Linked DNA regions of Homo sapiens: all the other regions are linked to region 2. A link is an interaction called in ENCODE POLR2A ChIA-PET data of the cell type or tissue named here. Cell type or tissue: HepG2. All regions are shown on one strand. Links, peaks and the distances in the headings refer to the core of each region. The heading gives the core; the rest is flanking DNA. Region 1 overlaps FOXP1 (forkhead box P1). Region 2 overlaps FOXP1 (forkhead box P1). Region 3 overlaps FOXP1 (forkhead box P1).

Evidence for each region. ChIA-PET counts read pairs that join two places held together with the same protein. Peaks named below come from ENCODE experiments on the same cell type or tissue, not always from the same donor. Only the 100,000 strongest peaks of a DNase experiment are listed, where the experiment ranks them.
Region 1: POLR2A ChIA-PET joins it to region 2 with 15 read pairs; 5 of 35 experiments call an interaction of 5 or more read pairs at or near these places.
Region 3: POLR2A ChIA-PET joins it to region 2 with 21 read pairs; 7 of 35 experiments call an interaction of 5 or more read pairs at or near these places.

Annotation. Positions count from the first base shown.
Region 1 is chr3:71,055,965-71,067,001 of GRCh38, reverse strand. The region is part of intron 7 of FOXP1 (forkhead box P1); the gene reads left to right. Among named protein-coding and RNA genes, the nearest start is that of FOXP1-AS1, 230 kb to the left of the region's middle. RefSeq lists an enhancer at 1,402-1,902. In HepG2, for the core only: no CTCF peak of the experiment used is centred there; DNase peaks (open chromatin) are centred at 1,751, 2,221, 2,941 and 6,281; H3K4me3 peaks cover 3,983 bases.
Region 2 is chr3:71,202,462-71,213,498 of GRCh38, reverse strand. The region is part of intron 5 of FOXP1 (forkhead box P1); the gene reads left to right. Among named protein-coding and RNA genes, the nearest start is that of FOXP1-AS1, 82 kb to the left of the region's middle. RefSeq lists an enhancer at 2,783-3,328. In HepG2, for the core only: no CTCF peak of the experiment used is centred there; DNase peaks (open chromatin) are centred at 2,948, 4,758 and 5,648; H3K4me3 peaks cover 754 bases.
Region 3 is chr3:71,147,495-71,158,531 of GRCh38, reverse strand. All of the region lies in intron 6 of FOXP1 (forkhead box P1), which reads left to right. Among named protein-coding and RNA genes, the nearest start is that of FOXP1-AS1, 140 kb to the left of the region's middle. RefSeq lists an enhancer at 1,147-1,852. In HepG2, for the core only: no CTCF peak of the experiment used is centred there; DNase peaks (open chromatin) are centred at 4,561 and 5,451.

The sequences.
Region 1 (11,037 bases), core at 1,486-9,485, 150 kb after region 2:
CACCACCGTGCAATTTAGTAGTTGAGTAAGCACTGCATTGCATCACTCTCTAATTATTTTGTTTAAGGCTTGTCTCCACAGCTGGGTCATGAGCGTCTGTAATGTTGTTTGCTTGTTTATTGTTTGTTTTGATGCACCTGCAGACTATTAGCTGATAAACACTGACCTGCTAAGGAGTTAGTCCACCTTCTGAAAGCATGCATGAGTTTTATGGATGCCTCATGAAGAACTTAGTTTCTAAAATAAAAACACATTGCATATTCAAAGTACATCCCAGTTTTTGTTTATAAACATTAAAACTCAATTTTAATACTTTGGGAAAAAGAAAGTCACTTAGGCGTTTTGAAATGATTCTTTCCACTTTCTCCCTGTACATTGGTTGGAGAGCACTTCCTTTATTTGTATTTCCTGCCGTTGGGGCTCTCTGCCAGCCCCTCCGGAAAGAGCACCTTTTCTCTTTAAGAGTCAGAACTCTACTGATAGTCGGGGGACTTTCTGGCAGATTTAAGGTCCTTCTACCTCGCAAAAGAGCCCTTGGTTCTCTGTTGAATATTCATGAGAGGGTGGGGTCACATTTTGTGACCTGAAAAAATCCCATTAATAAATTTGGTATCTGACACAAAAACACTTTAGGGTGAAGAGCGATCTGCGCTGTGCCCATTTAACATCTGATCATACTTTGATGGTCACTTCGCGCTTGTCTCTTTTACAGCCAGAGTAAAGAGGGAATTGTCTGCTCCCCGCTGACCCTGTTGAAATTCAGGCATTTGCTTGATTGGAAATATTACCAATATTCTTTCTGGTCTGTAGTAACCTGCATTTAATACACTTCACATCAAAATGTACTTTCAAGTAAAATTCCTGGGATTACTGGGTCAGATTTTGTTGCCTTTTTTTTTTTTTTTTTTTTGAAGGCAAATAGGCATTCATTGATGTCACACTACTCCTTTTCCTCTAATATTTTGAGAAAAAGAATAAAAATGTGTGTGGGGATTTTGTGTGTGTGTCTTTAAAAAATATACAGGCCAGGAAGTTTTTCTCCAAGTTTGAAGGTGGTAAATAGGTGATTTTTTTAGAGTCGCCGAAATGGACTAGATTAACCTGACGCTTAAGTCGTGTCAGTTGAGCCAACAAAGTTTAGCACATTGTTGACTTTTTAAAAAAACACTATACTCAGCTTTCAATAGCCTGAAAGAGCAGTGACTATTTCTAATAGAGAAGGTCATCCTAAAGTGCTTATTGAGAGTAGCTTTTGTTGTTGCTATTGTTGTATAAATAAGAAAGGAATTTAAAGAATTATTTCTTAGCAAACGTGTGGCAGATGCTTTCTTCGGCAGCTGTCGTTCTAGAGGGGAAGTCGCCTGGTTCAGCGACGAGGCACGTTTGGTTGTTATTTATTTCCACCCCGCGTCGGCTTAGTTTTCCTCGGTGCGCACTGGCACACTTTGGCGAGACCGACTCTGGGAAAGAAAGGGGTGTGGGGAGGCCAAGGCTCTGTGAAACCCCCGACGTGAAGCGAAAGTTCTCCTCCCAGGGAGGTTTTCGAGGAAAAGCGCTTTTCTGCGCTGCCTAGGAGACCTGCGTACCCTCCCGAAGCCGAACAGTTGCTCGGAGCAGTCGGCTTGGCGCCGCGAGCGCCGGGTGCCCCTCTTCGGCCTCCCGGGTTTCTCGGAAAGGTTAGGACAACTCTTTGTCAGTCTCAAAGACGAAACAAACACGCCGCCCCGCCGGCAGCCCCGGCCCCGCAGAGCCCCGGCCAGAGGGAGCGGTGCGCGCCGAGCCCGGCCGACCCAGACGTCAGCCGGAGGCGGGTCACCGGGTTAACAGCTATTAAGTGGAGTTGCTCTCCAGACAAAAGCAGGGTGGCACCCGAGCGTGATTTCACCTGCCGCGCGGAGGGGGCCGGGGCGCGCGGGCGCGGGGCGCGGGCCGCGGAGCCCATTGTGTGGGGCGCGGCGCGGCGCGGCGCGGCGCGGGGTGTTTAGAGGCGGGTTGTGATTGGTGGAGCAGGGCGGGGCGGGTGGGCGCGGCGCGGCGCGTCTTGTCAGCCCGCGAGCCGGAGCGCCCCTGCGCGCGTGCAGTCCGCCTGCACGCCGAGGCCGCCGGACCCCACGCCCGGCCCGCGCGGGCGCCCCGAGCCCGGCTCCGCGCGCCTGGCGGCTACATGGAGAGTGTCAGGTTGGTCCTTCTGATTGATCTTTGCCGGTTTCGCTCTCCTTCCCCCGGCTCCGCGGCGCCCGCTTCCTGGGGGCCTCGCTGGGGAAGGCAGGAGAGCCCGAGGGTTCTGAAGTTGAGTCTTTTAAAAAATCATCCTCATCCTCGCTGTTTACCAAGTTGGGTAGGAGTTGCGCTCTGGAAGTGGAGGCGGGGAGGGAGTGGAGGGGCAAGAAAAAGGAGCTGCAGGCCTGTGGGTCCTGGAGAGAGATACCCCCCCACCCCCCTTGCTCTTTGGCTCACACTCTCGCTCTCTTTTTTTAAATGTTCATGGGTGGGGTGTAGTTGAGAGTTGGAGGAAGTCCTGCTTGTGTGTTTCTCTCTCTCTCTTTTTCGTTTGCGATTCATTTTCTGCCGGTCTGGCCTTCACGCAGCCACTTTGGTGAAGCCCTCGCCATCACTCCGTTCGGGGGACGTATCTGGGGTGTGATTTCTGTCACTTTCAGAGCGTGTGAAATATACAAGGAGCCTTCCATCTCAGTGTAACCCATGTGGATGTTTCTTTGCTTCTGATAGTTTGTTTCTATATCTGTCTAGGCTATTTTCAGCTTAGCTGTTCAAATTCGACGAGTTCACACACAGTAAAGGGGGAGGGAGAGGCACAGAGCCCCACACCGGAGCAGGCGAGCGAGCGAATGGAACACTCTGGCAGGTTGGGGATTCTAAGCCTCTGTTGCATTACTTGGCTGGTTAATTAAGTAGTGAGCGGGGTTTGGGTTTGGACGTGCAGCAGACTGAGGAATTGCCACGGGGTACTCCCAGCTGAACCGGCTCTGAATGTAGCTAACTCAACTGTCAGAACTGCATGAAGGACGGTCAGTGGAAACGGGACTTTTTACCCCTCTCCTCCCCAAGTACGGTGTTGGGAAGGAGAGGACCTTTAGGAAGTGGGTGGTAAAGTTTTAGAGCAAAGTACATATAGACTCTTCCTCTTTGGGATTAACTCCTTCAAGTCCTGGCAGTTACAAGTAAAATATCTAGTAATTTTATATTTTTGTCCAAACAAACCAAATGTTCTAATCAAACCAATTTTAAAATGCAAATCACCTCATTTCCATAGATTCCAGCATTCTAAAAGTGACACATGTGGGGGAAAAATTAAGCCTGATAACAGGAAATGTGAATCATACTATCAATGACTAATCTGCTTAAGAAAAAAAATAAGTTACATTTATTTTATCATTAGGAAGTCAGTGTTAAGCCAGATTTTTTAAAGTTTAAAGCAAGTGGCATTTTTATTTTAAAAGCGGCCCTGTTTTGCTGTTTTTGTTTTTATATAACGAGTTTTCCAAGAGGAATGTATAGATGCAATCAGAGGTGGTTTATGTGGTAAAGAGCGCAAGCTAGCATGTCACTGCCAAAGAGCTGGAACATGATCACATTAAGATTCTAGTTTAGGGTTTGATGTGTGTGTGTTGCTGTTACTGTTGTTTAAAAGAATACAAAGCTTCCTTGGTTATTAAGATTGACCACTAAGTAAATCAATTGAAGACAGAAGCACGTTGTCCTAATTGATGCCCTTTGCATAAATTGAGAAAAGGTCTATATCTGTTTTATGTGATTCTTTGTAGCTGCCTGACACATTTCAGTGAAAAGTGTGTAAAAATGAAACCAAAATACAGACTGCCTACCCAGAGACACTGGCTGACTTACTGTAGGATGTGATAGAGCTGAACTGAGAACGCATTCGGCTGACACTTGATAATCAAAGTTGATTTATTGTTCATTAGTACTGCATTAGCCCTTTCAGGCAAGACAGTTATTTGTGTAGTTGCCTGTCAAGAGTGAGACTGCAAGCACCTGTCATTTCTAAGGCATGAGATAAGCAACCAAATATTAAGAAGATGCAAATAAAAATACATTTGACTAGGTAAAGGGGCACATAGTAATACATTTTTTTCTTTAAAAAAATAGTATGGGTCAATACCAGCGTCTAAGAAAGAAATCTATTGAGGATTATTTTTTAACCCTAAGAACGACTTATAGAAGGAAAGTAATGGGCTTTATATTCACCCGTTTGCCTTAAGAACTTTGTTTCCTGCCCAAATGTGCAGCTTGTCTGACGAAAAGTTGGTTAGTTAAGGAAATGAGAGGTATAACATGTCAATTATCTAATCCGAGTAATTTAGGTAAGGTAGGCTTTCTGTTTGTGTTGTGTTATTAAACATTTTATTAAAGGAAACTTGTAAGCATGGGTTGATTACATGAAAATGTGATGGCATCATGGCTAAGCTATGATAATGTCGGCTAATAATGTCAAGTGCATTTTCTGCAACATGTATCACTCTCGATTTTTTTCTTCTTTCTCTGGAAGGGAATGATCTCATGACATGTAATAGAAAACAACCTAAGTGTCAAAAGAAAACAAAATTAGCGAACTTTTGTCTGCAGCCATAGAAACGCGGATTAACTCATATTTTTCCAGGGATGGAATGGAAACATTCTGCACGAGGATATATAGTGTATTGTCTTCTCTGAATTTTCATTTGACAGGGATTTTAGAGGCTGTGATCTTAATTAAATCTCAACTAGCTGAAATAATGCATCTAAAGGCATGCAGTGTTGCGTAACCCTGCTCAGTTGGTAAACCATAAATCATCAGAAAGCTTATGATAGGAATGGTTGAATTTTTTTTTGTTGTTTGTAGTTTAATGTACCTTAAAAAACAAAACCCTCACCGTCACTGCCTTGCATTTACACGTTGTCAGGACCTGTCACTTGAAAGATAAACTCTTTTATGACACTGACCAGTTCTACAACTTTTCAGCCAACCTCCACACAATTGGAAGATACGGTGAAATTAAAATCTAGATTAATTAAAAACAATGAAAGTTCAGGTTTGTCTTGGTTAATGTGGCAGAAACGTTGTTTGAGTTACTATGTTTCTGAGACAATCAGGAGAGAATGTTGTGACTAGCTTCTCAGTCTGTACTAACATTTGAGTAAAATTTGAATTGGCAAAAACGAAGGTTGGAGGAATTTATTTTATTATGTGGTTTAGTTGTAGATGAACATCACTAAAGAGAACCTGAAAACCATGTTCTTGGTAACTAGGCAAATGTAGTGGTCAGTTAGATTCCACTTCAGGTAGTTCATCATTCCTTGATTTGCAAACAAGGGATAATGTAGCAACAGTTGATCGAGAAGGTTAGAGTAAATAAATACATAAATTGTGTCTATATGTGTGTTACATTTTAAAATATGCATTCAGTGACAAGGAATTATTAAACAGCTTTATTAACTGTCAAGGTATAATAAATTATAACGCTTGCAAATATTAGGTTACTTTTAGTGCCTCAAATAGATAGTTTTAACTGCTGCAGTTTTTGATTTATATATATGCTTGAGTAGAAGGAACTGCCTACATAAAAAAGTTGAGAATGCTGTCTTGTGATAGCTTGATTTCATGTATCTTTGCACGTAACATTTCATGTAAGACTGCAAGTTACATTGGTGATGAGCTGTAGCTCTCTTGGGGCAAAAGGGTAGCTTTATGTGTATCTGTATGGCTAGATTTGGGGATAGTCTTAACACTGTAAGCTAAATTTGTTGTTTGATAAAAGGTTTGTTTTCTTGGAAGCAGCGTATTTCTGGACTCTTGTTTTAGTCCTTTCAGAGCGTGCAATACTTCCCTCCCACCCCCACCAAGTGACATTTTGCATTCAGCCTTATTTTCTTTCGTTTAAAAAAGAAAACTCAGGTATCTCTTAGCTAAACAAGCCTTTGCAGATTGTGGAGACTTGAATTATCTGAGAAGAGCTAATCTGGGCCTCTACTTTTGGATTGTAGGAATGCTCTTCATTGAGTCCCTCTTCCAACCTGTGAGTTGTTTGAGGAGAAATTAATTTCGAATGAGAAAAATGAATACTGAACACATACATTGTGCCTCATTTTCAAATCCGGTTAAAAGCAACTAATCAATGAAGATGCAGGCTAAATGTTATGGTGAGCTTTTTAGAATACCTTGGTATCATGTTTTAATTTCTAAGCTTTATCTTGCCCTTAAATCTGAAACATCATTGTTCAAATAACTGAGAACAAGGTAAATCAACAACATCAAAAAGGTCGGCTTCTGTGATTTCTCAAGGGCTTGTTATTTTGTACTTCCCAATTCTATTTGATGTCTTGACAAAACAAGATGACACAGGGGAGAATACATTAAATTTTGATTTTTTTCATCTAACCTGTTACAGTTGTGGCAGCTTAATTTCTTTTACTTTTTCCTGAAGATGGCTTTTTGTACAATTACTCTAATTGTCACACCACTTCATGAGGCGGGTCTGCACGGGTTTCCCATTTGCCTTGATTTTACTAGGCATTTTTGAACATATTTTGACCTTTAACTTATGGGAAGCTTTTGGTTGGGCTTTGTCTTCATTATAAATAAATCAGTGAATGGTGAGATTGTCAAAGAAGCAAGTGATGTTTTCTCATTAGAATCTCATTTGCACCCTTTAGCTTAACTGTGATGTATAAGGTGAAGGTGTTGGAAATAGGCATGAGAAACTACAATTTGAGAAAGTTGAGTTGTAATTCTTTCTAAAGAGTGATTGCACCCTAAGTAAGGCCTTATAAAACTTCGGAAATGGTCTAATTTTGGCCTACCTATGTGTTGAAATTCAATTATAGTCCCTTCTCCCTTTCAGTAATATGGGAAAAAAAATACATATTTGCAGTTAAGCTCCCTATGAAATTTTCTATGCTGATTAAATCATGAGAAAGCAGAGCTACAAATTTAATTCTTAGTGTTAGAAAAATCTTCTTTAGACAGAAGATAGACATTATGTTTTTCTTCATTTAACAGTAACTGTTGATCTAAAACTGTATCCACAAGTTATCTTTTATTTATTTTAATCATGTATGTGTCTCAGGTAGGATGGAAACAGTTGCTGTCTCTTTCATTATTTTTGAGTAATACTTCAATTTAAGAGAACTTATTTAGCCAAGGCCTCTTCCTTTTCCCTTTAAGAACTAAAGATCTGTGGATAGAATCTTTTCTGGGGTACCTTCTTGGAATAGTCCTCCCCTCCTCCCATTTGCAGCACTTAAACATGATTTTTGTTGTTGTTGTTAATATAAAATGCCATTAGCATGTTTAATTCACATGCCCTAAATTGTTTTCCATCCCAGCTACAGGAGAAAGTGGTTGAAGTAGGAAAGAGAAGGCATTTTCTTGATTTAAATAATAATAATAGTTGCTAGGTTGAAAGAATCAGTGCTTATTGAGTGATTATTTTCATGTGTAGCTTCCATTGTTTCCTGTATTTAACAATTGCTAATGGGAGAAGCGATTTAATTTATGTAAACTTTACATTTTTATGCAAATGAAGCTGATATTTATTAGAGCTAAAACAATTATACTGGCACTTAGTGGAGTAACCTTGTGTGCCTGGGAAATGTTAGAGGAGAGCAGTTGATGTTCCACTAATACCTCTGCTGTAAACAAATATGCATTTATGCCACTTTTTAGAATTTAAAGACAAAAAGAAGAGCTCGGAGAGCATTGCTGGAGATTGCTTATTAGGGTTGATAACCTGAAATAACTCCTGATTGGCAGGCGAGCCTTGGCCTTACAATTTTTTTGTGAAAGAAAGATAGCCTTTCTTGATAGAATGTAATAAACAAAATGATAAAAAATGAAATGCTAATTGCATTTTAAAGAGGTCTTTTGAAAAAAAATTTTTAATAGTTGGTTGTATTGTTACTGAGAGAACTGTTATGCTAATGACTGACTACCTAGATGATTTTGCATTAATATAATAACCATTACCTGCCTTAGTGCTTTGTACAGTATTGTGGCAAAATAGCTAAGCCTAAAGGAGTTATACAAAAAGCAGAATTCCATAATGAAACAGAATTTTACTTTCCACATAAATAGCATGCTTTTTTTTTTTTATTTTTTTAAGACCGAAATATTATATCAGAAGTGTGTTTTCTTTCCTGTATGATAGTTACTTGCATGGTACCTGGTTGGTTCATTTTGTTTTGTTTTTTTAATACCATGGAGAAATAGAAGCTTTCTAACTTTTCTGTTTGCCAATACATCTGTTGTATCCATTGACTTGTTAATTATGAAAACTTGTTTTCCACAGGGGGCCAGAGGTGATGATGTTTAATTTTCTTCTATACAGGCTAGCTTGTATATGGTCATAAAAAACTTGGCATAGTTTTTTTTTTTTTTTCTCCTCTCTCTCTTTTAATGGAGCTATTTTCTCTGTTTGGTTTTGTTGTGACATTCTGGAGCCTTCTAATTTAATTTGTTTTGCTCCTGCTATTTGATTAACCAGGTGACACTGCCAAACCTGGTCAGTTATCACCCAAATACAGCCTGAAGGCTAGAACGGAAGTGAATTTCCTGGGACATACATGTGGTGAATGATCAGAGGGTAAAAAGAGTTTCTAAATTATTAACCAAATTAATAAAAATGAAACAGTGTTTAGCATTTTTTATCTTCTCTTTTTATTATTTGTATACACAGTAATTATGAGATGATACCCAACGTGCAAAATTTATGTGTATGTGTACTAGGTAGTATTTACTTGTAGTTGACTGGAGTGTAAACTGAAGAGAGAAGAAAATGATAACATGTTATTTTCAGTATTTATATTGTGTCTTCTCCCCTCCCACCCAATTCCTTCAATTGTCTCCTAGATTAGAAATAAGTATTGTTTCTCTGAGTGTTTTTATTTGTTTGTTTGCTTTTTAGATTTTTCCCTTCCCATCATCTACGTTTCCCCATTGGGCGTTAAAGGAAATAATATGGCATATTATTTTAATAGTCTTTCAGCATTCAGATGATAGAGAGTCATTTTGAAGAAAAAACCGTATCAGGCAGAATTTACACAGCAGTGTGTATGGGCTTTTAGCAGCAGTTGTTAGTGCTAACACCGTTTTCCCAGTTGCTGGTATTAAGGTAGCAGCAGGCCCATACTAGCAGAGCTGTGATGGCCCAAGCACAGCTGTATTTCTGCCATTCCCGCAGGTTTGGGTGCACCTGGGATCGACCACACCCAGTTGGTATCAGTCAACAGTGTATCATGCCGTGTGTTTTTTTAATTCATGATTTCCTCTTGAAACTCCACTGAGGAGTGTTAACTGTGTGCGTTTTTTTAAATTCAGTTTTGTATGCTAGCATTCTTTAAATGTCTGCCAGAAGTTTAATTTGAATTTCTGATCCCTGAAGGCAGCTAGACAGAATCATTCTAGTTCTTCATAAATTGCCTTCTATGATTCATTGTTAACTCATAAAACATACTCATTTCTATATACTCAAACAGTTAAGGTAGTTACAGTATCGGAAATTTTTTTTTTTTTTTTGCCTTATATTTAAATCGTCTTTTGAGAAAGAAATCAAGAATTAGCTTGAACTCCCAGTTAAGGCATGAACCCTGTAGCACAGAAAACATCAGAAATGAATGTTGTTATCTCAAGGAGGTTAAGGTAGAAGGCATGAAATCTGAAAAAAAAAAAAAAAAAAAAAAAAAAAAAAAAAAAAGTTTCGTTTTTACTGAATACTTTTAAAGAGGGGCCCATAAATATTAGAGAGCTGTAGTTAAAAACTCACATGACTGTTTTAAATACTATTGATTTAAACCACTGGCTAGATTTTATGAATCAAAGTGTAATTTTGAAGCTTTGGCCATATTTCTCAGTGCTAAAGCACTCTCTCTTGTGTGCCTTTAGCCGCTTTCCAGACATTCAACACAGGATTAAATGATAGTAGTTACAGTGATCAATAGGTTAAGACTGCTACAATCACTCTTGCCGCTAATGACCTCAGTAGTAATGGGCAATAAAGTGTGGGCTGTAATAGCCTCTCGCTGGTACTGCATGCCCTTTGATTCCTAGTGTTAGTAGGGACTAGCTACATGAAAAAGTTGGACGTTGGGAATTAAGGGAGTGGATATATAGGCTATAATTCTTAACTATTTAAAGCCTTAAAAACTGCTCAGATTTTTTTTTTTTAATTTCTTTTCTACCCCACCATAGTTTCTGGTCTATTTGAATATGTTTGTTAAAGCTTTTCCATAACCTCTTTTCATGATATGTTAGAACAGAAACGTTGGGGAAATCTTGGTTTTATAACATTTGTAAATGAAGCTGGAGCCCACTTTGGAGGCCCAGAGCTAACTGGCATGAAAACGTGGTTTCAGATAGTAAAAGCGAAGTTAAGGCCATCAGGATATAATAGCCCACTTCTGATTATTCAGAAGTGATCAGCCCGTTTGGAGGATTACTCAGGCCTCTTGCTTCCTTCCCTCCTTTGGCAGTGCCTGCTGCTGTAAAGCATATTATTACTCATCAGCACCTCCATCAAAATGTCCAAAAGGAAAAAGAAGGGGAGACTCAAGTTCATTATCCTGTTCCGTAACTGCAAAAAAATGAATAAATGATTATGGGAAAAGGAGATTTAAGCCACTGGTTTGATGTCAGCCTTTAAAAATTGTCTGTACAGGTATATGTCAGTCCTTTCCATGATTCCCCCTTTTATTATTGACAGTTAAGGGACAATGTTGTTTCTCCTTTAAGAAGATGCTTCTAGTTTTACCTGAGTTAAGGGGAAAAAGTATTTTAGGAGACATATGTAACTTTTAAAATCAGTTTTATTGAGGGATGATTTACGTGCGCTCAAATATACTGATTTTCAGTGTCTAGTTGGAAGAGTTTTGACGATTGTATACACGTGTGTGAGCACCACCTCACTCGAGATATGGACATTTCCATCGCCCCCAAAAGTTCACCTGTGCCCCTTTCTAGTATAAGGTTTCTATAGCTCTTTTAAAAACGATGACCAGGAGGTTATTTCTATCATGATTTCTGCT
Region 2 (11,037 bases), core at 1,300-9,299:
ATTGAAGGGGTGCCTTAAAAAAGATTTACTTTAGCTCTGTATTTTGAAAAAACTCTTTCAGATACAGTTCTTTATAGTGTTCAGCTGTGTTAAATGGTCTTGAAGGGTAGCTTAATGAGAAAAGGTCTTATGTGTTAAGGACATCATTATATTGTTAAAATTCTGCTGAATGTAAATAGGCAGATGCCTGTAGTTTGTCCTGAATCCTTTACTGAAGGGCTTGCCTTAGTTGTCTTCACATGGACAAACAAGGCACAGGAATTACAGATGATGAATGAGGAATATACCACTGATGGAATTTTCTTAAAACACACCGTGTGTTTCCACATCTTTCTTTTTACATTAGAGTTTCTCCCTTCATTTAATTTTCATTTGTTTGGGAGTGTTATTTTGGATTTAATCTATGTAAACTATATGCCCATGCCTTTGGATTAATGGACTTCACAAAGGTAGTGATTAAAGTTTACAGATGTGGGAAGCTACAAATACGAAAGGAGGCTTACATTTTTCTCTTTTTATTCATTCATATATATATATATATATATATATTCCCATTTTGTAATTCCTTAGCATCATGTCATTGTTCCCATAAAAATATACTGTATTTTCTGAAATGATACAATCTATGAAGCATTTCCCATTACGTAGACACCATGTCTTTAAATTATAGCAATTTCTTAAGATTTTAAGGCAAAATGAGCTCTTAGAAGTGTGATTAATAGCAGGGAATGAGGCTAATGCTGGGTCATCAGTGGCACTCCATTACAAAAAGGTTGGATTAATAAAAGCATTCATCTTTTTGACCAATAAAGCATTTGAATGATATGCTTATAGTTCTTATAGTAGTTACTTGCTACTAAATAAACTCTGAACTTGTATTGTGGAAAGGCGGCATGACTTAAGTGGCTGATGCACAAGTTTTTTGATGGTGTGAGAAAAGGCAGGCCTGGATGGGAGGCTCATTGTTGGAGCTACTGGTTTTTAGGGTGTCTTCTACAAGCGTAATACCCATGAACTAGGAGCCTCATTTGGTTTGGGGGCAAGTGTAAAGAATCTGGCTTCTTGGTTGATTATGTCTTTAGCAGTGTAAGTGTCCATGTAGCCCCTCAGTACGTGCTTTGTGAATTGCACTGTTAGGAATCCAGTGCTTAAGGGTCAAGATTATAGCGTGGAGGTTCATGAGGGTCTCTTAAGTCTCCTGTAGCTCAGTTGCCCAATATATGAGCCTTGTACCACTCACGGATAGGTTGGGAGAGGATTTTTTGGTGGCTCGTAAATCATTCACCAATTCGCATTACTGTGGTTCAATGTTGAAGCAATTCCATTTTCAATTCTTTTTTAATCCTTCTGATAAAGCCAAGGAGAAAGTCTCAATTTGGTACTAGTATCTTTAATCTGTCTCTCCCAGTTGTAAGCTCATTATTTAACAAAGAAAGAACATGGTTCCACTCAGAGCCTCTGAGAAACAGCAGGTTCTAGCAGAATTTAATATCATTGGTTAGGTTTTATAACATGCATTATAAAAGTCTTTCTCACCTACAAAGGGTTACATACTGGTTTTCCATTTGAAGAAGTGATACAAAGTTTCCTCTGAAGGTAGATTTATTTATCAAAAGTGAATCATTTTTTAAAATAACAATATGGTAGATGTGGATGGAGATGGTGAAAATAATGAAGACAGAAGTAAAAGTGAATGCATGGGGCTTGGGAAACTAGCTCCGGTGTCCACTAAGATGCCACAACCTTTCTGAGATTCTCAGAATTTGTAAGATTTTCATTCTGGGGAGGAGTTGTGAAAAGAAAAATCAGTCCTTCCCAATCTTGAGTTAGCCCAAGGCCTCTTTAGAACTATTTTCTATTTTAAAAATAATTTGTTGAACAGCTTATATAAAAGCCTTCTTAATGTACTTTTTTAAAAATAAAACTTTTACAATTTGGGATTCATGGGGAATAAAATAAGTAAACTGGGTACATAGAAGTAAAACTAAATGTGGGCCCGGCATGGTGGCTTATACCTGTAATTCCAGCACTTTAGGAGGCCAAGGGGGGAAGATCACTTGAGGTCAGGAGTTGGAGACCAGCTTGGCCAACATGATGAAACCCTGTCTGTACTAAAAATACAAAAATTAGCCGGTTTTGGTGGTACACCCCTGTAATCCCAGCTACTCGGGAAGCTGAGACAGGAGAATCACTGGAACCAAGAGGAAGAGGTTGCAGTGAGCCAAGATTGCGCCACTGCACTCTGGCCAGGGCAAAAGAGCAAGACTCCCATCTCAAAAATAAAAATGGAAAAATAGAACTAAATGTGGGTTAGGGCAAGTGTAACACCACTGCTGGGGAAGAGGAAAGAAGACACATTATTTATCCTGCTCGTGATAAGGAATAGGTGAAACCATCTTCAAACAGAAAAGAGTACCCCATTCAAGCAATGATTATATGCCCAGGTTTAGCCTAGTTTTCAAAACTCCAGGACTCAATTATGATTTCCCTTTATGAAGGGAAATTGTTACAACTCTTTGGATTACCATTTAGAATTGTCAACTATGTTTATAATCCTTTACTAATATTCTGGTTCATCCAGGGTTCAGGAAAAGAAAATAAAAACTGAAGCTCAGGAGAACTGGACAAGAGCTGAAGTGCAGAGAGTGAATCATCAGCATTTTCTCCTGAAGACAGGACAGTGAGGATACCAGGACACAGCCCTCCACTTTGACTTTTTCATTTTGTTTTTCTCTTAGGTTTTCACTGGGGTGTTGGTTATAGAAGCCCCTTCACTTTTCTCTACCTCCTAGTCATCCATAGGGTAGTGAGCACGGAATCTGAGAACGTTCTGTTCTCAAAACATTAGAGGGAAGATTCTCTCTGTTAGTTGTTCCAGCAGCCGGACTTGCATCATCAATCAGTTGAGCAAGTCTGATTTTCTTTCTCAAGGGCAGTAGAACAGCTCCAGCCCTAGAGGGCTTTTAAGGGAAGTTCTTGATGTCTCTTCCCTGCATGTCCATCAGGTGTTAACAGGTCCTTGAGCCTGAAAAATGGCCTCCTACCAGGGCACTGAATGCTCAGTGGAAATTTTCTTCCCCTGACATTGTCGAGGCCTCAGGGACTATGTTGATTTGGGGAAAGATGATGGTTGGCAGAGAGGGACTTAGGGAACAAACCACAGAGCAACAAAACAAAAACATGAAAGACAACACACTAGTTACTTTGTGACTTTAGGTTTGCAGAACAAAGATTAGATAATTCAAGCAAGGCCTGGAAACAAGAGCAGCTAGAGAAGGTTGAGGAGTTTATTCACAGTGGAACTCCGGAGGGGGATATCTGTTGTGGGGGTTGGGGCAGACCAACACAATTTTTGTTACTTTCTTTTTAGACAGAGTGGAAAATTCCAATAACCTGATTGTTAATCATGTAATTGCCAGAATCCACTTAGGTGTATCTTTATTTTTTTAATATCCTTTTCTCATTTCCATATTTTGCTTTGGATATCCAGCAGACAGTGTTTTGCTGCACTTTGCACTGACATCACGCAGAATTTAAAAAAATTAGCTAACTGATTATAAGTGTAAGATATAGATAAATTACCAAACTGTTTTTCAGTATGTTTTGCTTATTAAATTTTAAGTAATGGAAGGAGGTTTTTCACATGTATCAAAATTAAATTAATGGTGTTAAAGTATCTGTAAAATAGATTGAAACTAATGTTTTAATTGCCGATTGTGTTTCTAAATATAGTATCTCTGATAAGGCATGATAACTTTCTTGTAACACACAGTAAGCTGCTTTATGTGGTAGTGCACATCAGGGAAATTTTTAGAGATTAAACGTTTCTTCTTAACACTTTTGTTAGGGACACACCGAACTTATTGTTCATTCTGGGCTTTGAAGAGCTAAGATTTTATTGATAAGCTGACAGAATGAACCCCTGAGTGGTTACATGGGACATCAACTGATTATTTTATTTTTTGATATTTTGTAAGGAAAACATCATAAACTGATATAGTTGGATTTTTGCAGAGTAGTTGAGAATGCTCTGCATCTGTTTGTGGGCCCACTGGGCTTAAAGGTATCTTAGAATAGAAGCTTGATATGAGGAGACTGGAGCATTAAGGTTTTCCTTCTGGATGAAACATTAAAGATTCGAATCTGTGTTTGACCCATATATTTCATTGATAAAAGAAGATGAGCCCAAGAAATGAATGCAGAGTTACTGAAGCATGAAAACATTATAGTGTTTTAAAGCTGTTTTCAAATCCAACCTTTAGTAGTTTAAACCATGTGGATGCTTTATTTTTATCTGCAAGCCAGGAAATAAAAGGGTATTGACTGAGGTCTCTTGGTCTTATTTTGGGGTGACTGACCTCTTTTTCTTAAAGGGGCCTGTTTTTTGTTTTTTAATTTCTAAGTAATGTCACCAGTAAAGAGTTAAGCGGATCTGACTGGCTTCACTCTGGCTTATATGATGGTGAGTAATGTGATGTTGGTAACAGCAAATTGTTGTTTATAAGCAAACATGGCATTGTGCAAACAAGCAGGCTTGGTCTCCAACCGGTTTGATTTCATGGTGGTCAGCAGCTGATCTATGTAACATACAACCTTTCTGCCTCTCTAAATGTCAGAATGACTGTTTGTTTATCTTGCCTTCTTCCCAGCTGTTTACTCTGTAATGCATTTACCTCGACCTTGATTCTCAAAGAGTGGCCTCTTTCTCCTCCCCAGTTCTGTTTACGTTAGCCCTGCCCCTGCTGTCACCTATGAAATCTGTTGATTATTCCACCTGGTTAATGTTAAATTGCTCTTGTAAGATGATGTGTTTGTTCATAAACACAAATGCTGGGCCCCTTGTTTACTGTACCCATGGCAGCAATCGTTATTAAACAGATATTGCTTTGTTTGCGGGTGTGAGCAGCAGTTTATCCTGCAAGGTCTGTTTAACAGACACACACACACACACACACACACACAAACTTAAATGCTAGAATTTTGATAAAGAAAGAAAAAGGGGAACTTGTCCCTGGAATGTGGTTGAAACAGACTTAGGTTTGCTTTTCTTATCTTTTGCTTGGATGAAGGGGCTGGTGAGATTAGCAAGTTGTTTGGTTTTTCTAAGAGATTTCCTTAGTGTAATGATATCTATGCAGTTGTTTGCTTTTTTCTGAAGGGAGAGAGCTCTCCTGAAAGGCCACTAGCTCAGTAATAGAGCATCAGATGGCTAGAAATTTCTTTGTGGAACAAACAAGGACTTAGAAGGTGTAGGAGAAAAAGTCTAGTACTATGAACAAGGCAGTCACCATTGAAAGGTACAATCCTTGGATTTTGTGTTACTGTGTCTATCTTGCGTGTTGTCCTGTAGGCTTGATATGATCCTGTTGGATGCATGTACTCTTTGTCAAGTTTGAGAAGGGAGGATTAACTTTTACTTTGATGTGTTCTGAATAAATCCCCCCTGCCATAAATGAAGATATTTTAACTGGGAAGAAACTACACAGTTAATATGCATAATGTATTTTTAAAAGCCAGTGTTTTTACTCTTACCTGTGGTTCTTACCTGTCCATTTTAAAGTGAGTTTATGCTTTGTATCATTTCTAGTTAAGTAAAGCAAGCATGTGGCTCTTTATCTAGTTTGGTGTGTGCACATGACGCTTGTCCCTTGGACACTGGGAGCCACCTTAGATAAGACCTGAACATTAGCCTGGCCTTTGTCATGTTTTGCAAACAGTAGAGAAAACTCTCAGCTCGCATCATATCATCATTTTTTTTTTAAGTTATTGTTTGTTGCTGTTTCTGAATTTGCCTTGTGTTTCAATATGAGGTATGCTCTCCTAGCATTTGCTGTAAATTACAAAGATACAACACCGACCAGGGTGAGGGTGGAGGCTGGAGGGTCATGACCTGCAGAGGCAAATGGTGGTCTTTTATGTCAGAGAAGCCTTGCTCATCTGTCTGTGAGAGCAAGTTTCAGGGGGGAAAATACATATATGTATATTGGAGTTTTTGAAGGATAAAATTAAATAATTGTTCCTTTTGCACAACGGAGAAATGCAAGCAACAGAATTCTGATGGCCCACATTCACTACATTACCATGATGCTGTGAACATATTGTTCACTTTGGCCACTAGAGCGGTGAGGGGCTTGAGCCAAAGCGGGAGATACGTGAAGTGTGTCATAGATCACGCCAGTCATTAATCTATGTTATGAACCTGGCCTCGTGTACATTAAATGATAGAAAATATAGAAATGAAAAAAAAAAAAGACTTTTCTGAACTGGTTGTTGGTCACTTTATTCCACTGGGCTATTTGTGAGAATTCAGCTGTTTGAATGTTCAAATGATTAAAGTTCCGTGGGCTTTGTTAGTTCTCAAACTTAAAATCTATTTTGTTCTGTAAAAATGCATTTTAATTACGCTCCCCAGAACACCTGGCCCCATCATGCCTGACCTTCAGAGGCTTCCTTGTGGCAAAGCAAACAGCCTAGCACTGGATTGGCAAAGCTCCTTTTCAGTCTCTATTTAATTATTTGAGCTCCTCAGGATTAATATGCGAGGGAGTGGGTATGCATTCTGCTTTGTACTTGTTTCCTAGAGCGGCTTCTTTCTAACTTCCCTCGTTTGCCCACAGTTGCTATGATTACGGCACTTAAACTCTTGTCTATTAGGAAAGAAGCGAACCAAGACCCACCAGAGCTGAAAAGCTAAAAAATATAAATTGAGACATCTGTAATTTTTGGAGCGGGGTCAACTTGTTATCTGTGCTCATTGGTGTCTTATAAAGATTACGTTATCCAAGAAAGTTTGATGAAGACAGTTCTGAAGAATAAGACATTTACAGTTGCTCTGAACAACTTTACTGCCTTGGCATTGGAATGCAGAAATCCTTTTTTTCCTTGGAAATATGAAGTCTCCTGTCTTCACATTGAAAGCCTGGTGAAGAAGGGGGAAGCCTGTGCTTTTGTTAGGAACATTATTTTATTACCACCCTATCCCGCCAACTCTATTCTGAGTCATGAATTACAGGGAAAATTAAACATCCCATTGTCTACCTTCTCCAGCCCATCTGAATTGTCCATATATATATTCAGTGTTTCCAATGGGTTTTTGTAGGAAATTTCATTGGTTGATTATCTTTCAATGTTTAATGAGATCATCCTACTTCTCTTAAGACCTAACAGATTTAATTAATGGCTTGTTACTTTTGGAGTTTCAGAACACCAAAACAGTTAAAGAAGTGTACAGGAAATAGAGTATTTTTAAAGTTGGAATATAAAAGTTGGAGGCCAGCACAAGCCCTTGATCTCATTTGATCAAGAGGTTGGCCTTGGAATTTTGTGTCATTTAATCATTTAGTCAAACATTTAGTAATTATGTGTTAAATTCTTGTTATGTGCAAGGCATACCTGAAAGTTAAACTTGAGATAAAAGATGTATTTATTTATTATTCTTATTAAACAAATGGAGCTGGGGAAAGTGGACAAGCAAACTATTTTAATCTGAATGCTTCTTCCATTTAATTGATAAATATAAACTATTCCTGGTTTAATTGATAAATACAAGTTAGTTCCTATTTCTTTTCTTCCTCTTTTGAAGGCAAGAAAGCTGCCGTATTACATTATTGAAAATAAGCATGGGTTTTCTAAGTTTTTGCCAATTTAGTGTTCCTTGCTTGCGTTGGTCATCATAGCTATAGATGATCCCCACTGGCCATGTCAGATGCATTCAAATGCATCTTGCCTTTGCTTACGTGTACCAAGCCCTGCACCTCCTGCGTTCCAGAGGGCAGGACAGGTCAGTGGCGCCGTTTGGACACAGATGCTGTGTTCTCTAGGAGGGGTGCCCCTACAGCTGGTTTGTTTCTCCTCCCTGGGGAGGCCCGACTCCTCACTTCCATGGGTTCTTAGCCTCTACTCACCTGAGACCTGGAATGATTCCAGTTTTACCTGATCCTCCTGTATGGCTAAATGAGTGGCCACATTTGTTTTGGTTTTGTTTTTTTTTAAAACATGCTTTTGACAATTTCATTGCTCCTGAACTTTTTTTCCAGAGGGGCTAAATGAAATTCCAGATTTTTAAAGATACATGTAGATAGACATCTATGGTGCATGATAAAGTTGATAATACATAAATCATTTTTAACAACAGGTAATATGCATAATTTATGGTGTTACAGTGCTATCCTTCTGATATTTATGATGGATAATGTTCAGTTTTGGCCCTCATATTACTGCTTTAAATTATACCACAAGAAAATTAATGAGAAAGTAGATTTATGGGTTTCATTTGTTTGTCAATTCGGAAATTAATTGGGTGTTAATTTTAGCCGTCCCTTATCAGACCAGGACTGTAGTATGTGTGCATTACTTTGCATTCATTGTAGCTTACCTCCCATTTACTGTGGGTCACTAGCTTTGCATACATTAAAATAGCCCTCCGGCTCATTCCCTTGATTACTTTTTGAACTGCCATGCTTTAGAAAATTTACGCCTTTCTGTTATAATTATGAAAATGTGGTATTGGAAGACGGTGCCTTCATAACACAGTCAGCACACTGACTTTGCCTCCTAAACTTGGCTCTTGGGTAGTCTTTCCATGAAATGGGACCCGGGTCAGGAGGACAGTGGATAGACAAATGGTGTGTCTGTAGGGTTCATTCATAATTTGTAGAAGTTATCTCAGGTGAGAAAACAATTGTCTGATCTAACTCTGTTTCTCTTGTTTTGTTCTTTCTCCTCCCATCTACCCTTTTTGTTTTTTTCTTAAGAGTAGCCCATCCAAGCCCATTTGTAGACAGTAACTCTACATCTTGGGGCTGCCATCTTTCTGTCTGCTTCCTTAACCACTAAGTCTCATTTGTCATCCCCTCCACCAGTCAGTGCCTCATCTCCTCATTGCCACCTGCTCCAGCAGCATCTCGCCAGGTGACGGGTGAGCAGTGTAAAAGCATGGCCCTCATGCTAGCAAATGTGATGTCTCCATTGTTGCAGTCCTCTACTGAGAGTCTGTGGCTTTCATCTGGGATTTCCATTGCTTGATTCCCTCTCTGTTGTGAAGAGAGTAACACCCACATGAGCATTAAAGAGTACAGAACTGGTTTAATATCCTAGGCCACCCTACCGTTTGCCTACTAGGGGAAAAAAGTCTGTGGAGCTGCACCCCACTGCTTAAAACTCCTTTGTTTGTCTTATGTTGCCTTGTAAACCCTTTGCACATTAAAAGGGAACCAGTTCGTTTGCTTGATGAGAACCAGAACTAAATGTATGCTTTATATCATAATATAGACAGGTTGGTCTTCTTTTTTCCTCAGTGGCATGAACACGATTATTGAAGGTTTTAAATCTTAATGATGCAACATGAGTAATTTTAAAAGTACCTCTCTTAGAGCTAAAGCTAGTCTGAGTCTCATCCTTATTCTTTCTCAGTCTACTAACTGCATGGAGTTAACTGACAATAAAGTAAGAGGCATGTGTTCAATATTTCCAAAATAATGAAATCTACACAGTGAAATTCACATTCTTTTCCTTCCTTCCTTCCTTCCTTCCTTCCTTCCTTCCTTCCTTCCTTCCTTCCTCCTTCCTTTTCCATGAGCTTCTGTTATCTCTTCAGAATTGCATGCCATCTTCCTTTTTTCTCTGCACATGGATGAACAATGAGAAAGAGAATTTTTCTTTTCGGATGGGGGGTGGACTGTGTAATTACTCTAATAATTTTCCTAATAGTGATTTCACCATTAACTTCTCTTCTCCCCATAGAAATAGAAACATATTTTACAAAACTATGTTTAGTTTAATTTACACATCCTTTTATGAAGAGACCAACTTCTTTAAGGGCATTTATTCTGCTTCATATAAATAATTGATCAGCCAAGTTAATTTACTTCTGCCTGACTTGGTCAACCTTAATTAACTGCCCTGGAATCAAGACTGAACTTTTTGTTAGCTTAAAATCTTTCACAAGCATGATAACAAGGGCTTTATTTTCCCTAAATTTTCAGCATCAACACTGTAACCAAGGAAATAATCATAATAATAAAGCACAGCTTTAATTTACTATAAATACATTGGCCTGGACATTATGAATTTTCCAGAATACTTCCAGAGAGCAGCTCTGTTGGCAACAACAATAAATAAGCATGCTAAACTCAGTCCTTGTCCTTTTCTACAAGTCCCTCCAGCACAAAAATCGAACCTTTGAAGTCAGTAGCTCTGTAATGTTTCCAAGCAAGATGAGAAGTAGATCATTTTGGCTTCTTTAGGCTTTTTGACATCTATGCAATTGCAGCATTGACCTTTGTAGGGTTATATTAAATGGATCACGTGATTTAAACAGGCTCAGTTCATCTGGAGATGCCACACAGGAAAGCAGAGGAAGATTTGGTCTTGTTTCTGGAAGAAGGACTTGTTTGTGGGTATGGTGTGGCCATACCTTTGTATTCAGGCACTTTGTATGATTACACAGTGTTTCCTGCTGTCAGTATGTCATGGAGCAAGGCAGTTAGTTAGTTATAGAGTTAGTTATTCCCCCAGAGAGAAGCAGAGGTTATGCATACCGGGTGCCTGAGACAAGCTTCCTCGAAGAAAAGAGGGTGCAACGTCCCTTGATGGAGAAGATAGATTCCTCTCCTATATATTGACTTGATTTCAGATGACTCTAATAGTGAAAAGTCAAAAGAAAAAGACAGTTGTTTGCAAAATAGTGCAGATGGCTTATATCATTGTATTTTAATGCTTTTCTTTGTCCACCTGCCACTCTCATTGTTGTCTTTTCTGGAATTTCCTTAGTTTTCTTTTCATTAATTTCATTATCCACTACCCAGCACAGGACTTTACAAACTGGAGATTCTTAATAATGGACAAGTTCATGTCTGAAACAGAATAGTTATGGCTACATCTATCCCTTAACCGATTGAGCTTTAGTTTTCTTATCTGTGAAATGGGGATAACATTTACCTGCCTTATCTCCCTCCTAGCCTTGTTACAAGTTTGAAAAGCACATCAGAGGGCTTTTGCAATTTGTGAAGTGTGATACAGATATAAAGGCTTATTAAA
Region 3 (11,037 bases), core at 2,152-10,151, 56 kb after region 2:
TGATTACTGAGCTCTCATTGGTTTCATGATCCCTGCTCACCCCTGCCTAAATGGCAGTGTCTTTGTCATCCATACCTTAGGATGAGTGCCTCAGAGGGACAGCTCAGGGGCCTCCTAACTTTGTCTGCAACTTGTCTTTCCCTTTCTGCAGGTAAGTGGGTAACATTCCCTGGGCACTATTTATTATATCATCTACTTGTGTCTTCTAACAAGCTCAGGCTCTGCAGTTACCACTTTTATTTATTGATCTACTACCTGACTTCTCCCCTTCAGGCACTCACTCACTCTTTCTGTCTCTCTTCTGTCTTTCTTTTTTCTTTCTTTCCCTTTCTTTCTTTCCCTCCCTCCTTCCCTCCTTCCTTCCTTCCCTGCCTCCCTCCCTCCTTCCCTGCCTCCCTCCCTCCCTCCCTCCCTCCCTCCCTCCCTTCCTTCCTTCCTTCCTTCCTTCTTTCGTCTTACCCTCCCACCCAGGCTGGAGTGCAGTGGTGCAATCTTGGCTCACTGTAACCTCTGCCCTCCAAGCTCAAGCGATCCTCCCGCCTCAGCCTCCCCAGTAGCTGGGACTACAGGCACACACCACCACACCAGGCTAATTTTTGTATCTTCTGATAGAGATGAGGTTTCACCATGTTGGCCTGGCTGGTCTCAAACTCCTGACCTGAGGTGACCTGCTTGCCTCAGCCTCCCAGAGTGCTGGGATTATAGGCATGAGCCACTACTCCTGGCCTCCCTCCACACTTTAGAATAGAAGCTTCATGAGGACAGGCACCTTGACTAGCTTCTTAGCCCAACTTTGTATCACTAGCCTCTAACTAGCAAAGATTTCTTCATGAAAGGCCAGAAAAGAAGTGAAGGAACAACCTGGTATCAGAAGATTTACATACTTAATGCTGTGGGTTCACAGTGTGACATTTGGCAGTACACTGGATATTACTGGCATTCCTTTCCTCTCCTATTTAATCAATAGGTTAAAGGATGTGTTCTAAAAGTTATATAAATCTCTACAACTCTTCACCTTTACAACCATATTCAGATTTAATGATTTGACTTTAATTTTCACCTTTTTGTGGGGCAGGTATGTCGGTAACATTCCAATTTGTATTTAAGAGTCATTTCAGGAGTAAACTTTTTCACACTGCCTTATCTTTTTAATATTTTGGTGTGATTTTGTTCTTGGATCCAAAAGACTATTTTTAAAAAGGCATTCCAAATTTGGAGGCATTCAAGATTGAGAAGTCCTTTCTGTGTTATTCTCTCCTCCATCCCCTCCCTCTCCTGAACCTTCTCAGCAGTCTCTTTTCGTTCTGTGTTCCAACACTCCAAAAACATGTTTGAAAATCTATACCTGTTTGGTTGTCCTATCAACATTCTCCTGGTGGTTTGCCGCCAAGGTTAGATCCAGACCTGAAGCCACTTGATTTAATTAACCTGAGGTGGCATCATCTGCTTTGCTTCTCTGCATTGGAAGTGTATGCTCCTCCACTCTCTTGTGCTTTTCCTGTACCCTCTGAACCAGGCAGTCTTTCTTTTTACTAGGCCTTGAAACTGGCTTTTCTTTAGTCACCTCGTGGTCAGGACATGCACTGTTCACCAGCTTTTCAGTCCTGATTAGCCAGCCTGGCCCAGTGTGGCAGGCAGGACCAATGGTTGCCCAGGTGTGCTGGACCTGAGCAGCCTAGGAGGCCCACCTTCCTTCCTTTTATCTCCTGGACTCCTTGCTGTGTATGGAAGCATGTCAGAATCATAGAGATTTTGTCTTCTTTTTTGCCCATTTCAAAAATTCTAGATGTCCAACTAGCCTTTGGGCACTAAAATCAAGTTCCTTTGGATGATGTTGAATTACCACTCATGCTATGGCCTCTGCCCATTAGAAAAGAGCTTATCCTCTGTTTTCCCCTGCACCATTCCAAGCCCAAATTCTGGCAGGACCCTGAACTCTCCAGGCTTCTGACACCTCTGTGCCTTTGCAAATGCTAGCCTCATTCTGCAAAATACCTTTCTCTTTGCTCACTCTTTTCCCCCCCTCCCAGGCTCATTTAAATTCTTTCATTTTTGGAAAGGCTTTCCCCTCTCCTCCTGTTTGGTGCACCCCTCCATTGAAGCACAAATGCTGCTGGGTTGTAGTTAATGGCTGAATTAAGGCCTTTGAGGCTGGCAATGTTGTATTTACCTCTCTGTGTTCAGTGCTAGATGCTGAGTAGGTGCTGAGTGCATGATGAAAGAAAGTGATACAGGGAAGAAGGTAAGAGAGCAGGAATGAGGAAGAGGACCCATCCTTCATTCCCAGAGCCATGCATCATGGGATCCCCAGGTTACTCACCTTCTCTTGAAAACTTTCACCCCCCCTCCCCCTGGAGCTGGTTCCCTTTTCCTTGTGATGCTTTGCTCTGAAAGATCACTCAGTCGTTCAGCAGTCCTCCTGATTTCTCTCTCAATTAAGTGTTCATCTCTGGGCTGTGTCCTCCCTGCAGGAGAGATTGCTGTCAGACAGGCAATCAGTGAGAACCCCAACTGAGCCCTACCTCCCTTACCAAAGAAGTTCATGGCCAAGCCATTTTTATTTAGCAAATAAGGGCTTGTTTTCCTTGATTGTCCAAAGCACAAGGGGAGAAAAACCACCCATTGGCTTCATGTTTACCTGCACTGCGGGGCTGTCTTGTCTGTTTCAGTTCTGTTTCACATGTGGAGTTTTCACTGATTTCAAGAAGGAATGTATGCATGGAGTTGAGCAGGATACAGTATCCTGAATGAGGGCTGAATGTTCTGCACTAGAAGTGAGCGTATCAAGTCTTTGTAACTAAGAATGTGATGTTAGATTGTAGCTGAGGGGAAGAAACACAAATGGCTTGGGTTGTATCTAAATCCTGGGTCTGCCAGGTGAAAACTTAGATGTTGCTTTCAAATGACACTAATGATTTCTTTCAGTGCTGTTTAGCATGAGTGGTCATTGCAAAGAGCTGTGACCACTGTACTACCCAGTATGGTGGCTACTGGTCCCATGGGGCTCTTGAGCACTTGAAATATGGGTAATCTAAATGGAGATGTGGAAAATACAAACTGGATTTTAAAGACTTAGTAAACTTAGTATTTTGAAAGAGCAAAATAGCCCATTGACAATTTTATGTTGATTATACATACATTAATTTTACTTGTTATCTTTTACCATTTTTAAGTGCAGCTACTAAAAATTTAAAATTCTGTATGTTGCTTACATTATATTGCTCTTGGACAGCACTATACTAAAGGCATAAATGTAAGATTGTGTTTCAGAGGGCACCCGAGCACTGCTTGGTTTATATGTATTTTCTAGGCCTTCCCTTTGGTTCCCTGGTTACCTTTAAAAATACATGTCATGATATAGACATGGCATATCTGAGACAAACCTTGGACTGAGACAAACCTGAGTTTCAATCTCAATTGTTTGTTTGTGGCTTGCCTCTCAGCATCTTAAATTCTCTGAATCTTAAGTTCCTCCACTGTGTAAAAGAAATAATATCCCTCTGACCTCACTGTGGTTAGGCAAGAGACAATGCAGTGATTTTTTCAGTAATATTATGAGACATTTTATTACTATAATTAAATGATTGTATTTTCCCCAGATTGACAAATTCAAATTTTCTATTTTGAAATCTTATTGCAAATGTTAAAAAAACAAACAACCCACCCTTTGGCTCCTGTTATGTTGTCTTCCAGCTGCTAGTAATGGAATTGGGACAGCTAATGTTCCCTGAGAGCCATGGGGAACCAGGCAGTGTGCTTTTCAGGAACTGTCTTACTTTATCCTCACAACAATCCCAAAAGGAAAAACCTAGTTTTATCTCTATTTAATAGCTGCAGTGACTGAGGCACCGCAAGGTTAGGTGACTTGCCCAAGGTCACACAGCGAAGCATTGAGCCCGGGCAGTCCAGCTCTAGAGCCGTGTTCTTTGCCTCCGCCCAATATTGTCCACCAGTGAGGAGAAGACGGAACCAAAGAACCAACAGTGAATGAATACTAACAGGAATCCTGGCTTTCATGGACATCTATTCTTGTGATTTGACAGTGTATATGTGAGATACTTCCTCTTAGAATGCTTTTTCTAATTCATACAGTAGGCTTAAATATGTCATGGTTTTAGAGTTTTCCTTAAGGAATACGTTGATTCCCAGGCACATTACAGTCTGAATCAGTCTTAAGAAATTCCAGGATAGAGGTGGAAGAAGTTTTAGTAAATTGTTGTGCAGCATGGTGACCGCAGTTAATAATAATGTATTATATATTTCAAAATTGCTGAAAGAGGAGATTTCAAATGTTCTCACCACACCCACACACACAAAAAAATGATAAGTAGGTGAGGTGATGGATATATTAACTAGCTTAATTTAATTTTTCTCAAAATATCACATTATATTTCATAAATACATTCAATTATTATTAGTCAATTGCAAAAAAAAAGAAGAAGAAGAAGAAGAAGAATGCAAAGGGGAAAAACAAAATTCCATAGAGTTATATGAGAACAAATAGATTACACAATATCTAGACCACAATAAATGTTTGCTTTGTGTTTGAGGGCCTTGTGTCAATTGTACATAATCACTATGGACCTAGTATGCTACGTGTCATATGTGTATAGTAGGGGCCCAATAAATGTTATTCATTAATGTTTATTGCCGTACCTCTGAAAACACACCTTTAGAAAGGAAAGTATACAGTATTTACAATTTACTGTCATTTATTCCATTAGGTTGTCTGACTTGTGATGTGGAGGTGCTATCTCATCAGGTATGATTGTCTCTTAGAATAATTCCCTTTGATCAGAGTGGAGCTTTGAGTGGATTTATTTTGTTAAGCTGGAATCCACCTCTTTAGGTTAATGTGACACACCTACATACACCCCAGCAGATACAACAGGGCCATTCCATGATGTGTATCTTCAGTTGTCATTTCATGTTTAACCAAGAGGATTAGAAGGCATTGATGTATTAATAGCTTTTTTTTTTTTTTTTCTCAAGCATGGTACTAATTCTTAGGTGGGGTCAAGATGATTGCGGGGGGCAGTGGGGGCAGCCTGTGGTCAACGTTCAAAGCCTTCCAGTCATTTAGAAAGTTGAAATGTGCTTGGTGCTGGGCTAGAATCATTAGGAGGAAATAGCTGCAAACCTGGAAACGTCCCTGGAGAATACTTAATTCAGGAATAAAGGTTTGGATTGATGAGGGCTAAAATAAAACTTGGCAGCGACAGCATTCTAGTAACTTTTAGCCACTTCTCCCCATCTCACTGGGGTATTCCTGCTGGTATATTCACTAGCCTGAGCTCTGCTCCTGAGAGGGCTGCAGGAGCTGGGTGGGTTGGGAGACACAGGTGTGTGGGAGGCGCCTTCACCAAGTGCCGCACAATTGCCGGGTACCCCTCTGTGCCTTTAACTGGTCGGTAAACAGAAAGCAGGATGTGCTTATCTGAATAGTGACAACAGTTGCAAGCACTCAGTCACAAAGTTCAGCATTCTGGCTTTAGATGGACCAGCGTGGGGCTCTGGAAGCTGGTGACTTGGGAGTGCCTGCCGTACACATGGGTGGGGAAGGGATGGAAAGTTTGTCAAGGACTTGCCGAGTTATTAAGCAAAGACTCTGTAAGTGCGTCAGAATGGGAAGGCAGCTCAGAACCTTTCCACTCCACCCTTTTTGTTGTTGGAAATAGGTAAACTGAGGCCAGTGAACAGGAATGTGTATTTCAATAATACCAAAGCTAACTTCTATCACTGTGAGTTGTGTGCCAGGCCCTGGGTTCACTGCCTTCTGAGTGTTGTCTCTTTTAATCTCTGCCACAGCTCTGTGGGGTAAGCACTGGTGTTATACCCATTTTTCAGATAAGGAAACAGAGCCTCAGAGAGTCAGGTTACTTCCTCAAGGTCATAGAACTAGTAAGTCACAGACCTAGGGCACAGGAGCAGGTCTGTGTGGGGGTCAGAGCCACAGCTGTCCCCCACACGCTGGGGGCCTCCTCCACAAAGCGGTTTCAGGTGGGGCTCAGCCCACCTCTGGGGGAACCCATTCATATACTATGCAAGGTTTCACAGGTGTGTGAATTCATTTTCCATTGCTGCGTAATAAATTACCACAAACTTAATAGCTTCAAACAACACATATCTGTCATTCCACAGTTTCTGTGGAGGCCAGGCCTGGTTTTCCTGAGTTCTCTGCTCAGAGTCTCACAAATCTGTACTCAGGGGGTCAGCCTGATTATGGTCCCACCTGAGGCTTGGGATCCCCTTCCAAACTCACTAACTGTTGGTGGAATTCAATTCATGCAGGGAGAGCACTGAGGCTGCAAGCTCATGGAGACCACCCACTGTTTCCTATGTGTGGCCCTCTCCACAACACAGCCCTTTGCTTCTTCAAAACCCAACCAAAGAATCTCTGTCTTCAGGAACAGCCTCCGACCCTCTTTGAAGGGGCTCACCTAATTAGGCCAGGCCCACAGAGGAAAAGCTCTCTTTTGATTAACTCAGAGTCAACTGATTAGGGACTTTATACCTGCAAAATCTCTTTTGCCACACAGCATAACTTAATCAAAGGAATGTATTCCATCCCATTCATGGATCCTGCCCATACTCAAGGGAAGGCCATAATACAAGCATATGGTCATTAGGGGCCATCTTAGTCACTACTGTTCGTGGATTGTTCTCCAGCTTCCTGGAGGAGAGGAGAGCAGGAGACAGAGCTAAGAGTGTTTGTAAAATAGGGCAGTGGGAAAAGGTAGGTCTTGTGAGTAGCAGGCTACTTAAGATGCCTAGTGGGTCTAAATGTCAAATGCTATTGGCAGATTTTCCGTGCAAGGTATGACCAAAAAATAATTATTTCATTAACTTTGTGCAAAAAAAAAAAAAAAAATGTTTTAGACATGCATCCTCTCGACTAAAGGGAGTTCATTTTGCCAAACTACTGGACTTCACACCTGTGTCTTTCTATCTAGTGCAGAGGTGGCTATATCCCTTGCCCTTGAAATGTTCCTTCGTGTTTCTTCCCAAGTGGTTACTTTTACAAACTCCTTAATAAAAAAGAAGGAAGGGACACATTTAGTGGTCTTTGGGCAGGCAGGCAGATGAGCAGCATTCAGAATCTCTTTGTCCTGTTTCCCCACAATCATAAGTGCTCCCCCAATACAACTTTGTTCCCACATTGAACTAGGCAGTGTTCCTATTATATAAATCCTGACGCGCGTAGTGAAAGCTGCCAATTTAACTTATATGGGTGAGAGTCCGGGTCTTCGCAAAAGAAGATCAATAAAATACAGCATGAATGTCCACTCATGACGTGTACCTTGCAAGAACTTGGCTATATTAATCTCTCAAATAAGTCTGTGCTCCCAGGTAGCAGTATTCCCATTTCACAGTTGAGAAGGCTGAGACTCAGATGAGTTAAATAACTGGCTCTTTGTTACATGGTAACAAGGGGCTAAGAAGGAATTTGCACAGGTGTGGTAGGTGCTAAAGCCAGTGCTCTTAAACCAGTAAGGTAAGCAGCTGGAATATTGGCGATAATTTTCAGACTTGGAGCCTACTCTTGACCCCCATATGCCTTCCCTTTGTCTTTCCAGTATTCCAAATATCTTACAATCTAGGAAGTTGAAAGATGGGGACATGGCAACTGGCTTCACAGGGCCAGTATCCTGGGGAATACGAAAAGAGGAAAAAAGAGACCGTAACGGGGTAGACAACAAAACACCGCCATGCCACATACTTAACGTTGAACTAGAGGAAAACTCTATTACAAGCGATACTTCTAATCTGCTTGCGGTAAAGATTCATAACTGGAAAATAAGCATGTGACAGTTCTGCATTTGAGTGTAAACTTAACTCATTAATTTAAATTAGAGTGCTTTTTTTTAACAAAGGGGAAATTCTAGTAATAATAATAAGTAATGGCTGTTGTAGAGAATGTAAAAAGATGTTAGAAATTTGTGCTTTGGGAAGTTGGAGGGTGTTAAGGATTAATTTTCACTCACAGAGATCAAAAAGGTCTCGATGAGTAAGATAAGTATCGAGTTTCAGGGTTGTTGTGTTTTTTTCACCTCCTGCCAGACTGTCTGAAACTTATCTCAAGTATCATGGTAAAAAGAGAAGTGGCGGATAGACACAAAAATGTAATAGATATATTCTAGGGGTAGAATATGAACTGCCTTTCTAAATGCATATCAGAAGGAGAATTTATTCCAGTTGAGTAGGTTTAATGATATAATTTTACCATATTAAACCATAATTGCTCTTTAAAGGAAAATAGAGATGCATGCATTGCCACTGCCAGGGCATCCCACTCCATCCAAATAGCATCCTCCCTAGTACTCGTTGATTTCGCCCTTATCTCACAGCAGAGCCGATTTGTGGCTTTCCTTTGGAAATTGGGTGGGGAGAGAGGAAAAGAAGGAAGAATAGTCTGAGCATCAGAATCTGCGTCAAGCAATTGCCATGGCTTTAGCAAAATCATTTCCTGCTATTAGACTGCCAACCAAACACTTCCAAATGGATTGCAGCTCTGATTTTTGTGGAACCAAATTATTTTTCAAAATTAGACTGTGTATCAAGATGATCCAGATACCTGGATTAGTCAGGGACTAAAATATTTGCATTGTTATGGATGTTGATAATTATTTTAGTAAATTCTCATGGCTGCTTTTATTGCTAAATGATTTCCAATCCTGTCGCATTCCCTTCTCTCCTTCCCACCAAGAATAAGAAAAGGGAGAGGAGAGAATGAAAGAGAAGAATGAAAACATGCATTGATTGCATATATGGATGAAAACAGAGTTGAAGTCATGCATTTAGTTTTAACAGAATCTGATTTTACATCACGAGCTGAATTAGATGGAGGCATAATTCATCTATGTATTTATCGGCTATACCTTCCATATCTGTCTTTTTTTAATAGCAAACAAAATAATACTGAGCTTATTTGACTGATAAAAGGCATAAATGTAGTTTTAAAAAATATTTTTATATCTTTCTAAAAAATACTTGATACATAAAAAAGAATATGCCGTATTTCATTGGGCCTTCTGTAGGCCCTTTATCTTATAAACCAGTAATAAAGTAAAAATGCAGCCAAGCTAGTTAGCACATAATGCTTTCTTATCCCATGTCTTTTAAGAGGCATCCCAATTTTAGAGATGTTAAAATGGAAAGAAAAAAACAATGTACTTTAGACTCTATTAAATACAATATACAATGTGCTGGTGAATTATAAAGCATAATGTAAGAAACATTTATGAATACCCTGCCTCTCAATCCAAGAACTGTTCATTACTTATAACTTGCCTTTCCTCCCATAGCCCACGCAGACAGGCAACCCTTCTGCCTGTTATTGCTTTACTTCTTAAACGTACTTAAACTCTCTTTCCCACTACACTCAGAATGCCCCAAGAGTAGAGGCTGTCTGTGTTCTCTTCTACTTTGTCTTCAGCGCCTGACACAGAACCTGGCCTAATAATTGCAGAAGAACTATTATTGACTAACTGTACAAGCACGTTGTCTGAGGCCTATCCAAATTGTCTTTACCCTTCAAGCTCTGGTTTAAACACCAGTTCCTCTAGGAAATCTTTGACATCCTGAACTGGAAGTGCCCTTGCCTCCTTTTTGAACTCATGTAGCAATTTATCTTTACTCCTAGTACTATAGATATACCACCTTCTCTTTTGAGTAGAGTGCTTCACCCATGTCTGCCTTCCTGCTGGACTGGAAAAGCAGGATTTCCATTTGCTCTAGTTTGGTGACCCTCCCATTACCTGGCATAATAATAAAAGATAACCATAGATTCAATGGTGCTTTATATGTATTCTCACCAAATTGTCATAAATTAAGGACAGTTCTATATTCCCATTTAACAGATAAATAAACTGAGGCTAGTGCTCATAATCACTTAAGCAATAAGTATATGTCAAAGGAAGAAGACAGTAATGCATTTAAATTACTTTGCCTTAGTATGCTTCAGTTTTTGCCTGTCATTCAGGGGCCTATGCTTATTCTTGGGTATGAGACTCAAAAATAAATGAGAAAAAATGTAATAAAAACAAATCAGTAAAACAAATGCAAGTTTTCTTTAAGAGTGAGATTGAATAACCTTTTAAAAATGTTTGAGACTTTTTGTTGTTGTTATTATTAGTTTTTTTTTTATTTTTGAGACCGAGTCTCGTTCTGTTGCCCAGGCTGGAGTGCAATGAATGGCATGATCTCTGCTCACTGCAACCTCCGCCTCCCGGGTTCAAGTGATTCTCTTGCCTCAGCCTCCTGAGTATCTGGGATTACAGGTGCCTGTCACCATGCCCGGCTAATTTTTGTACTTTTAATAGAGACAAGGTTTCGCCATGTTGGCCAGGCTGGTCTCGAACTCCTGACCTCAGGTGATCTGCCTGCCTCGGCCTCCCAAAGTGCTGGGATTACAGGCGTGAGCCACCGTGCCTGGCCGACATTTGTATTTTCATATTATCTGGCTAATTTTCTATTGGATTTTATTTATTTCCATATTGATTTATGCGATTTTTATGAACCATAAAAATTATAATTTCTTTCTAGGTTCTGACACGCAAATATTTCTCTAGTGTTTTGGCGATCTTTTGTCTTTGCTATGCTGTTTTAGACATATTCAGTTTTAACATAATTCTATTTATCAAGTGTTTTCTTTATGGTTCCTAAATTTTTCGTAATTACATTTGAAAATGCATTCCCACTTCTGAGATGACGAGAATTTTTTTTTTACTATTTTAAAAATAAATGCCGATAAGGCTAGGATCTTGGAAGCACCTCCCTACCTTGGTATGATCATTTATTCATTTGGTTGTTGATATAACCAAGACATTGATTTAGCCATTGTTGTAGACAGAGATGAACCTGACTAGAAAATTTTCAGGGCAGTTTTCAATCCAGTAGAGAGAGATAAATTTCACACTTATTTGTAAATCAATAAGCATAATATTTTTAGATGGTGGAATTGCTGAGAGGACAGTGGAACAGAATGATGGGGGGCATTAATGGTGGAGAGGATGTTACCTCTGAGGTGATAAGATC